Linked DNA regions of Homo sapiens: region 2 is linked to region 1. A link is a loop called in an ENCODE intact Hi-C map of the cell type or tissue named here. Cell type or tissue: IMR-90. All regions are shown on one strand. Region 1 overlaps DMD (dystrophin). Region 2 overlaps DMD (dystrophin).

What was found. Peaks named below come from ENCODE experiments on the same cell type or tissue, not always from the same donor. Only the 100,000 strongest peaks of a DNase experiment are listed, where the experiment ranks them.
Region 2: a loop joins it to region 1, with 2.5 times the contacts of the local background. A loop is called at or near these places in 2 of 110 quality-filtered maps.

Annotation. Positions count from the first base shown.
Region 1 is chrX:31,218,810-31,223,809 of GRCh38, reverse strand. It overlaps DMD (dystrophin), which reads left to right. Exons shown (of 79, transcript NM_004006.3): 64 at 689-763. Among named protein-coding and RNA genes, the nearest start is that of FTHL17, 150 kb to the right of the region's middle. In IMR-90, no CTCF peak of the experiment used is centred here; a DNase peak (open chromatin) is centred at 2,429; H3K27ac peaks cover 592 bases.
Region 2 is chrX:31,314,453-31,319,452 of GRCh38, reverse strand. The region is part of intron 62 of DMD (dystrophin); the gene reads left to right. Among named protein-coding and RNA genes, the nearest start is that of FTHL17, 240 kb to the right of the region's middle. In IMR-90, no CTCF peak of the experiment used is centred here; no DNase peak of the experiment used is centred here; H3K27ac peaks cover 320 bases.

The DNA.
Region 1 (5,000 bases):
TTATTTAAAAGGTTTATATAAACTTTTTTTGTAGAGATGGGATCTCACTATGTTGCCCAAGCTGGTCTTAAGCTCCTGGCCTCAAGCAGTCCTCCCACCTTGGCCTCTCAAAGCGTTGGGATTACAGGCATGAGCCACTGAATCCAGCCAGTTGTGCCTATTTTTGAGTTTATGGGCTTGTGGATGATTTATTTGATTATATATGTATATGTTAAATGTCTAAGTTACCCAAAGTGAGCATGTATAACTTCTACAGTCAGAAAAAATGTTATATTGCCACTTGATTGTTTAAGGTCTTATAGCTATTTAAATAATGTATTTCTTGTTCTCTTTAATCTTGTGCAGAAAAGATTCACTACAGTAGATCCAGATTACTTTCTAGAAAAAAATAATGCCTGTCCATCTCTTTCCTCTTGGGAACAGGACTACATGAATGCCCTTCAGGCTATACCACTTTAGTCTTCACAGAACTTAGCCTTCCTGGTTGTCAAAGGGCAAAAGGAATTATTTTTTCTTTTCCCCACGTTAACAGAATTTTCACCTCCGAAAGCTTGGCGTATACACACTATATGTTTTCTAGGCTATTTTTGTGGTGGTTGTAGTTATTGGCAAATCACTGGGCGTCGGGGGTGGGTTGTCTGTTATTTCTGATGGAATAACAAATGCTCTTTGTTTTCCCTCTTTTCAGCTGACCTGAATAATGTCAGATTCTCAGCTTATAGGACTGCCATGAAACTCCGAAGACTGCAGAAGGCCCTTTGCTGTAAGTATTGGCCAGTATTTGAAGATCTTGATACTATGTCTTTGCTTAGAATAAAAAGTAGGTTGGGTACATTTTTACTTAGAGAGGGGAGAAACAGCTGTCACAATTCCTGTTGCAATGTATAATTCATTCTTTAATGTATCCTTGGCCTAGAGTTTGCCTAGAATGTTTTGTTTTATTTTTAGAATCATTCCTGTCACCATTCCTCAGCTACTGATGTTGAATTAAGATATTGAGAATTTTTATTTTCCAACTACTGGCATTGGCATCGGCATCCATAATTACCTTTGTGAAACTTGCACAATCCTTGTTCTACCTTTGTTTTTTTTTCTTTTTACAAAATGTACTTAGTATTAGAAGACTATGACTATCTGATCTAAACCAAACTTCATAGACATGTGTGGTTTATTAGCTTGAATGCTAACGTGCAGATGAATGAAGTGGTAGAGGAAAAATGACAGAATTGCTTTCCTCCTTTTTTATCATACATCTGTGGAAAAATCCTGAAGTGTTACACAGCTCTATCATGTCATCAAATAGTTTATGTATAACTCTACTATTGTCTGAGGGTCTGTGTGCATTGATGATATGCCCATGAAACAGGCACAGTTTCTTTTTCTTTTTTTCTGTTTTTTTTTTTTTTTTTTTTTTTTTGAGATGGAGTCTTGCTCTGTTGCCCAGGCTGGAGTGCAGTGGAGTGGCGCAATATGGGCTCACTGCAACCTCCACCTCCCAGGTTCAAGTGATTCTCCTGCGTCAGCCTCCCAGGTAGCTGGGATTACAGGCATGCCCCACCATGCCCGGCTAATTTTTGTTTTTTGTTTGTTTGTTTGTTTGTTTTGTTTTTTTTTGAGACAGAGTCTCGCTCTGTCACCCTGGCTGGAGTGCAGTGGCGCGTTCTAGGCTCACTGCAGACTCCACCTCCCGGGTTCACGCCATTCTCCTGGCTCAGCCTCCGGAGTAGCTGGGACTACAGGCACCCACCACCACGCCTGGCTAATTTTGTTTTTGTAATTTTAGTAGAGGCGGGGTTTCACCGTGTTAGCCAGGATGGTCTCGATCTCCTGACCTTGTGATCCGCCCTCCTCGGCCTCCCAAAGTGCTGGGATTACAGGCATGAGCCACCACGCCCGGCCTAATTTTTGTATTTTTTAATAGAGACGGGGTTTCACCATGTTGGTCAGGCTGGTCTCGAACTCCTGACCTCAGGTGATTCACCCGCCTCAGCCTCCCAAAGTGCTGGGATTACAGGCGTGAGCCAATGCGCCCGGCCCAACAGGCACAGTTTCTGCTCTGATGGAACTTACAGTCTAACAAGGGATAACCAGGATGTTCATGAAATTTGTAGACATAAGCAAATATATGTATAATGTATTAAGAATGTCTACAGTTGGTTAAAAAAATAAAGTGATCTTGTCTCTATTTCCAAGACCATTTCAATGTCATATATTTAGTTGTGCAACAGTGGGACAATGGGGTACTATGTGAACAGCTAACTGTGTGGAATGAGATTCAAAGAATGTTTGTTTGAAGAGGTGATGTCTAAGCTAGGTAACTCTAGAAGAGTAAGCAGCTCTCTCTCTAGGAAGAGCGTTCTAGTCAGAAAGAAGAGCATGTGCTGAAGGGCCCAGAGAAAGCATGACACATTCAGGAACTGAAAATATGTCAGTATGGCTAAAGCACAGAATTCCAGGGGAAAGATCTATTGTGAAATAATAGGCTGGAGAGAGAAGCAGGAAGCAGATTGTGCAAGGTTTTTAAAACCCAAGTTAAGGAATTTAGAGGTCAGGGGATTTGGCCTGGGGGTGACATAATCAGATTGTCGCTTAGAAAGATGATTCTTGCTGTGGAACAGAGTATGGATTGGTGCGATGTGGGAGTGACAGGAGAAAAACCTGTTGCAGTAATCTAAACCAGCAATGTGGTGGCTTGAATTAGCAGAGTAGTAAGGGAGATAAGTGGAGAGAATTTAGAAATATTTAGGAAGTGGATTTGACAGGCCTCAGTGATTCATTTGATGTGGTGCAGGGATGTCCAATCTTTTGGCTTCTCCGGGCCACAGTGGAAGAAGAATTGTCTTGGACCCCACATAAAATACACTAACGCTAACGGTAGCTGATGAGCTAAAAAAAAAAAAAAAAAAAAAAAAATCGCAAAAAAAAAAAAAAATGTTTTAGGAAAGTTTACGAATTCATTTGGGCCTCATTCAAAGCCATCCTGGGCCACAGGTTGGACAAGCTTGATGTGGTGGGTGAAAGGGAGTCAAGGAAGACACTTAGGTGCTTGGCTTGGAATATCAGGTGAATGTGGGACTTGTCTGGTAAGGTTAGACACGGAGCTGTGGTGCTCAGGAGAAATATACAAACAACGTTTAGGGATCATGAGCCTGTAGGTGCTGCTTGTAACGGGGGAGAGGATTGGATAGCTCCAGGAAAGTGTAGCGTGAGAAGGGAAGTTATTTAGGACACAGGATAAGCAACCTACAGAAGGGACTGCAAAGGAATGGCCAGGAGGAAAGAAGGAAAATTCCAAGAGGTTATGATGCCACATGCTCCATGGGAAGAAAGAAAGAACCCGTTACCAGGGTCAGATGTTGCTGGGATGTCAGCATAAAGTTGCGGAAAATGCCCATTGGACTTAGCAACAGGAAGGTCCCTAGTAACTTTGGTGAGATTTTAGAGGCACAGTGGAAGTGGTGTGGTGAGTTCAAAAGTGAACCAAAAGTGGAGAATTAGAGAAGGTATGAATGATTCTTGGAGAAATTTACTTATGAAGGGGAGAAGAGTGGGGTGGTAGCTAGTTGGAGGGGGCTGAGGAGTTAATGGAAATGTATGTACAGTCACGTGTTGCTTAACAATGGGGATATGTTCTAAGAAATGTGTTGTTAGGCAACTTTGTTGTTATGTCAATATAGGAGAGTACTACACAAACTTAGATGGTATAGCCTAGTACACACCTAGGCTGTATGGGATAGCCTATTGCTCCTAGGCTATACACCTGTACAGCACGTGACTGTTCTGAATACTGTAGGCAGTTGGAACACAATAGTAAGTATTGTGTATCGAAACGTATTTAAACATAGAAAGATACAGTAAAAATATATAATAGTGTAATCTCATGGGCTCGCTGTCATATAGGCAGTCCATTGTTGACTGAAATGTCATTATGTGGCACAATATGTGTATATAAGTGTGTGTGTGTGTGTGTGTGTGTATACATTGATCCTTGAACAACATGGGTTTGAACTGCTTGGGTCAACTTACGTGGATTTTTTTCAATCAAATGCAGGCCAAACATATAGTATTCGTGGGAATGTATTTATATGAGTATGAGAAGACAGGGTGAGATTACAATTATTGGCCCAAGAGGAGATGATAAATAATGGGTGTTCTCAGAGAATACGGGCAGGTAATCCAGAGCCCAAGGGAGGGAAGAGATACCTCTCTTCCACTGTAATGGGTGGGGTAGAGGGAAGGATCTGGGCAGGTCCAGGTAACTAAGAAACCAGGTAGCAGCAAGGTGAAGGATGTCTTACTATAAAGGCTTCCATTTTTTGTATGGAGTGGAGAGTCCCTGCAACGCAGTTAACAGCAGGAGATGATGAAGTTGGGCTTATCTTTGTGGAGAATAAGAGAGAGGGCGGAGTTGAAAACCAGCTGTGTGAACCCAGAGGCGGCTGAGTGTTTCACGGTAGCTCCAATCTGCAGGGGTGTGGTATTTCCCCAGGCACGCTTAGCACTTGGGAGCCAGATGCTTCTGTCCTGGGGTAGGGAGGGAACAGCTGGGCAAGAGAAGTGAGGATTTGGGCAAAAGATTGATTAAAATGATACTGACAAGTCCCTGTTGGGTAGGAGAAGCTGTGAACGCATATGGAAACTGGTAATTAGGAGGTAGAGGGATGAAAATGCTAACTCTTCAGGGAGGTAGGGGAAGAAGTAGTAAAGGAACTGAAGGTCAAGAAGTTGTGGTCAGAGAGAATCATAGATGAACATTATTTTGAAGGTGGAACAGTTTCAGGTGATTAGATCTAGGATATAGCCATTTGAGTAGGTGGCAGAGGTAGAGTGGATGTGAATTTCCATGGAGGTGAAATAGCAAGTTAAGGAACTGAGAGGCTAGAATGATGCATGAGTCCCCCATGCCAATGTTGAAATCATGCAGAATTGGAGCGAGAACTGGGCAAAAGAGAAGGACCGTGAACCCTGGCTGCCAGGTCTTCAGAAATAAAGGGGTTCAA
Region 2 (5,000 bases), 96 kb before region 1:
ATAGGCATTTTAATTTCTCTTGAATCTGCATCCTTTAACCTCAAGGAATGGCCTTAATTAAATTCTTTGAAATTCAGTAAAAACATTTATATTTATCCAGAGTCGACTTTAGCCTCACATTCCCCTACTAATGCTTTTCATTTTCATCTTCCCAGTCTGAGAAATTCTAATCCTTTTTAGTCTTTTAGTCTGTCCTTGACGGAAAGATAAGCTTTCCCCTTGATTATCTTAGTTGTTTTTCCCTGGATCTTTTCCAGCTCTGTTATATCTTCTTTGGGATGTCGTGACTAGGGTGGCCCAAATATTGGTTATGAAATTTGTTAGCATTGTCTCTAGTTTCCACTCACTCATGAAGAAAGTAAATGTTATTTGCTGTCTCCCATTGGTGCAGAAATGGAGAGATCAATTGAGGTCATAACCTCTTCTGCATATATTAGTTCTAGCCGAAGGTTGGTTTTCTGCTACTTTTCTGTAATACCAGCAAAAGTGTTTGACCTTATATTTCTGCCAGCTGTCCCTTAGGAAGGATTTGATTTTTAGACAAGCTGGTCCTTTCCTCCTTCAAAGACGCTGTGGTTGCTAAATATTGGGAAGAATTCACTAATGAAACTCAGGAGTAAACCTGCTGACTCCATCAGCAGTAATGCATTTCATCAGGTTCCCTTTCGAAATATCTCTGAAGCCCTTCACAGAAGAGTGAAAGATGGGGTTCTTGGGAACTTGCTAACTGCTCAGCTTTTTTTACATGCAATGCTCAAGAAGCAACTCATGTCCAAAGGAGTGTTTATCTTTTCCTGCTGGTAATTTTGAATGTTGTATATACATTGCTGTATATGTTGCCTGATGACCTTGATCGACCCTTCTCTTCACTCTCAATCTCAGGCATGTTTCCACAACCATTTATTGCATCTGAGTTTTGCTCACAACTTTCTGCTGCTTCCTGCTTAGCAAAATGCGATATAAAACCTTATTGGATGAAGTTAACAGTTGCTTCAGTCAACATTTCTTGTTACTGTTGCTGTTTGTGCTGACAAAATTGCTGATTTGGGTTCTGACTGTCCTGTCTTCTTATGGCCTACCATTCCTATAGCTCTATTTGTACGAGTATTTGACTCTCTGCCTGGAACTGTGGCCATCTGTCTAGATTTACCTTTTGGTATATGTGGCTCTCTGTATCCTGTTGGTCTACATTCTGGTTTGAACTCACGGATCTTGGTCTGGTTTTTAGTACCAGTGTTCCCCTAACTCCAGTAGCATCTGAATCTTGACACCACCTTCCCCTGCCCCCTACTGTATTGCCTCTATTACTACTTTCATGGCAATTTTTTCGGATTCCAAATATGTCCCATGCTTAAAGCATATCTTGCTCTCATTCTTGTTCTAGCCCCTGTTGGTACCAGGCATTGCTCCAATTCAAGTTTTGGTTGGTTGATTTCTTCCTTCATAATATTGATTGCTATTTCAGTACCTGTATTTATATACAGAGGGAGCAGTGCCTAACTACATCTTAGCCTTAACAGCAATCAACGTGTTAAATATCCCTGTGTTGGCTGGTTTGCAGTAGACACGTCTTCTGACAATGAGATGGGCTCTTATTATAAAGAAACTGGAGTATGATATCAACATAGAAAACATTTCCTCAGGCCGGGTGCGGTGGCTCACGCCTGTAATCCCAGCACTTTGGGAGGCTGAGGCAGGCAGATCACGAGGTCAGGAGATGGAGACCATCCTGGCTAACATGGTGAAACCCCGTCTCTACTAAAAATACAAAAAATTAGCTGGGCGTGGTGGCGGGCGCCTGTAGTCCCAGCTACTTGGGAGGCTGAGGCAGGAGAATGGCGTAAACCCGGGAAGCGGAGCATGCAGTGGACGAGATCGCGCCACTGCACTCCAGCCTGGGTGACAGAGCAAGACTCTGCCTCAAAAAAAAAAAAAAAAAAAAATTTCCTCATTTCTTATTCCAGACACCTCACTCTTCTAAGAATGATACAAGTCTTCTGACATTGGGTTTGAAAATCAGTTGAATTTTGTCATAATCTTTCATACAATGTGAACACATCATGTAGTATATAATTTTGTGCTATTTCTGGTAAGATCCTTCTTATGTATATTTTTCTTCAAAATATACCTTTTAGCAGCTAAGACAACATTAAATAGGGGAAATTTTAAATAGGCTAGGCATCGCAAGACTTGAATTCTAGTTCCAGCTTTACTGTCACCTAGCTATTAATACTTGACCAATGGGAAATTGCTTATTTTCTGTGGGCCTCAGTTTCTCCCTCTGTCATTTAAGGAAGCAGAATGACATGATATCATAGGTCATTTCCAGTACTAACATTTTCTGATTTTGTGAATGTTGACTTCGAAATAGAAATTGTTTGTGATCATTTTCCAGAGAAGTGAAAATGAATCTTCATATTGCCCTTGAGGATTCTTATTGCACCATCAATCTTATCGGGATAGAAAGGACAAATAATATTAAATGTTTCACTTAACTATTTAGCACTATTGATGATAAGAAGTGGATGCAACAGAGAATCAGCTGTCTAATTTGATCTGTCAGTCTTTGAGGATGCTGGTGAATGATTCGGGGTAATTAAATTTTTGAAATCACTGCCAAAAGCCTGATGCTCTGACTTTTCAAAAGGCTTTAGTACACAAAGATAACCCAGAGGTCAATCTTCTCTGCTGTGTTTTCTCCTCTGCCATTTGATGGTTTCAAAGGTCACGTTACCTGAGTCTCAGTAAGCTCTGGAACCACAATGAAGGAATAGTTGGTAATACATTATTGATGATATAATCATGAAAACAATTCAGGTTAAGATATTAACTGAAAGAGAGTGAAAGGGGTGCCATAGTGTTGTGCAGAGTGCTGAGTCTGGTTTTGGTTTTATAGATCTTGTTGGGAGATGTAGATGTTGATATCATCTGTGTCTCATAGGTTCATGAAAAAAACCCTCACATCCTTTTTTGTAGTTTCATAAGCTGATTTGTATCACCTTGACTGAAATAACAGACTCCAGGAGGATAGCTGTTGTTATCTCTTTTTCTAGCATAGTGCCTCACAGATAACAGGTACTTGGTAAATATTGGAATGAATTCATGAACATATGTCAGTAATTCTATGTGCTTTTCAGTTTGCTGACTCATTTCACCTTCAAAACAATCTTGTAGTATTTGTGTGTCAATTTAGATTTACCACTCAAATCCATCTCTCATGCCCTCTAGACATGAACTTTAGTGTTAGGAAGCATGCCGAGTGTTTGATAGAGTTTCTCATAGCTCCTACAGTTTGGTGCTTAAGGGACAGTCCTTGGCATGGATGTATGAATGGTACATACCAAAACATGAGTTCTAGATTCCGTTCTATCTTAATCTAACAATATGATAAGGAGTATAACTTAGCTCAACCTCAATGAGAAGGTTGAACTAGATAATGCCTGGGACCACTCTCAGCTCTAGCTTTGTTTCAGTAGAACTAGAGTCTGTTTTTCCTAAATATCATTCATGAGGCTTCTTCTGGTTTTCTAGTGGTCAATAGAGCTTTAAATTGATCAACTACTGTTTTTCACTGAGCATTGTGGACAGGACCTACTTTTTGGGCCAGGATATAGTAGCCACTGAGTCTTAACAGAATGTCATCAATGATACATTTTTATTTTACAGAAAAATGTTGTAACATTCTATATGGCATATGTCATGTGGAAAGGTGGCAACATATATACATACACCTATACATGTGGCAGCTAAAATTTAATGTGTGTATGGGGAAAATAATCCTGTATTATAATACACATGGTATAGCATTCCCTGCCTCATTCGTGGCACTTTTGGAAATGTGAGAATGAGCATAGAACATATTCAAGTTGGTTTATCCAAAAGAAGAGGAGTAAATTATTTCAGCTATTTCCCCATTTTCTTTTTCTAACTTTCTTAAACATGCACTTTCTTACATAATCACGTGTTAGAAAAAAACCAGTAGTCACATCAAATAAATCTGCATTTGAAACAACTGTATCATATCCCAACTCTGTTCGTTTGAGCCATTTGCTTAACGTGACACCCATTCTACTTTATGACACATAAGGAATATTGCTTAAGAAATGTTAATTGGCTTTCCTTTTCTCCTCTGAAACTGGATTGAAGTCTTATTGACCTCTATTAGATACTGAGTGTTCAGGTTTTTAGGAAAACACTCATAGAGATATAGCCCCAGTGTGAGCTGCATTTTTAGAATATTTTCTAGAACCCAAATATGTCCCTAATCAAAGTTAGTTTATTTTCATTCTTAGCGTTCCCACGTAATTTGGGGTATGTGTGAATTCCCAAACATTCCCGGGCCTCTCCTAGGCTTCTCTAATTGCTTCTTATTCTGTTCCCCTGGGAAGCAGCATCCTGTTCCCTTCACAAAGGTCAGCAGCAACAGCCCAGGCAATGTTTTAAAATAACTTAATAACCCTGAACTGCCTCTCTCTTCTTTGGGATAATTTCCTTAGAGCATTAGTCCTTTGAACACTGACCTGGTTGCAGAAAATGCCCCTTTCTCAGTGGGAAAACTCCAAATCCCATTCAGTCTTCCCCTCCTTCCTTCCAGGGGATAGGGTGGGGGAGTAGGGGGTAGGGAGAGGGTATTAAATACTTTCTTCAGGAAAAATGTTAACACGGTAAAACACTCTCTCTCTCTCTCTCTCTCTCTCTCTCTCTCTCTCTGTGTATGTATTCTTTTTTAAAGAAATAGACTGTGAGTGCATTGTATAAATCAGTGCTGTCACGTTGCAAATTTTTTAAACCGTTGTACAAGATAGAAAAACAGTATCTCTGGATATTGACTCTGGAAAGCTTCTAAGAGCAGGTCCTAGATGAGACTTAGCTCACTGTCGGCATTCGGCAAATGATCACGTTTTCTGTGATACCATTAACTCCTGGGGGGATGAAACTGAAAAGCCTCGCTGCTCTTCCTGAAACTCTCAACTGCTTTTTTCTGTTTTTCTTTCTCAGCT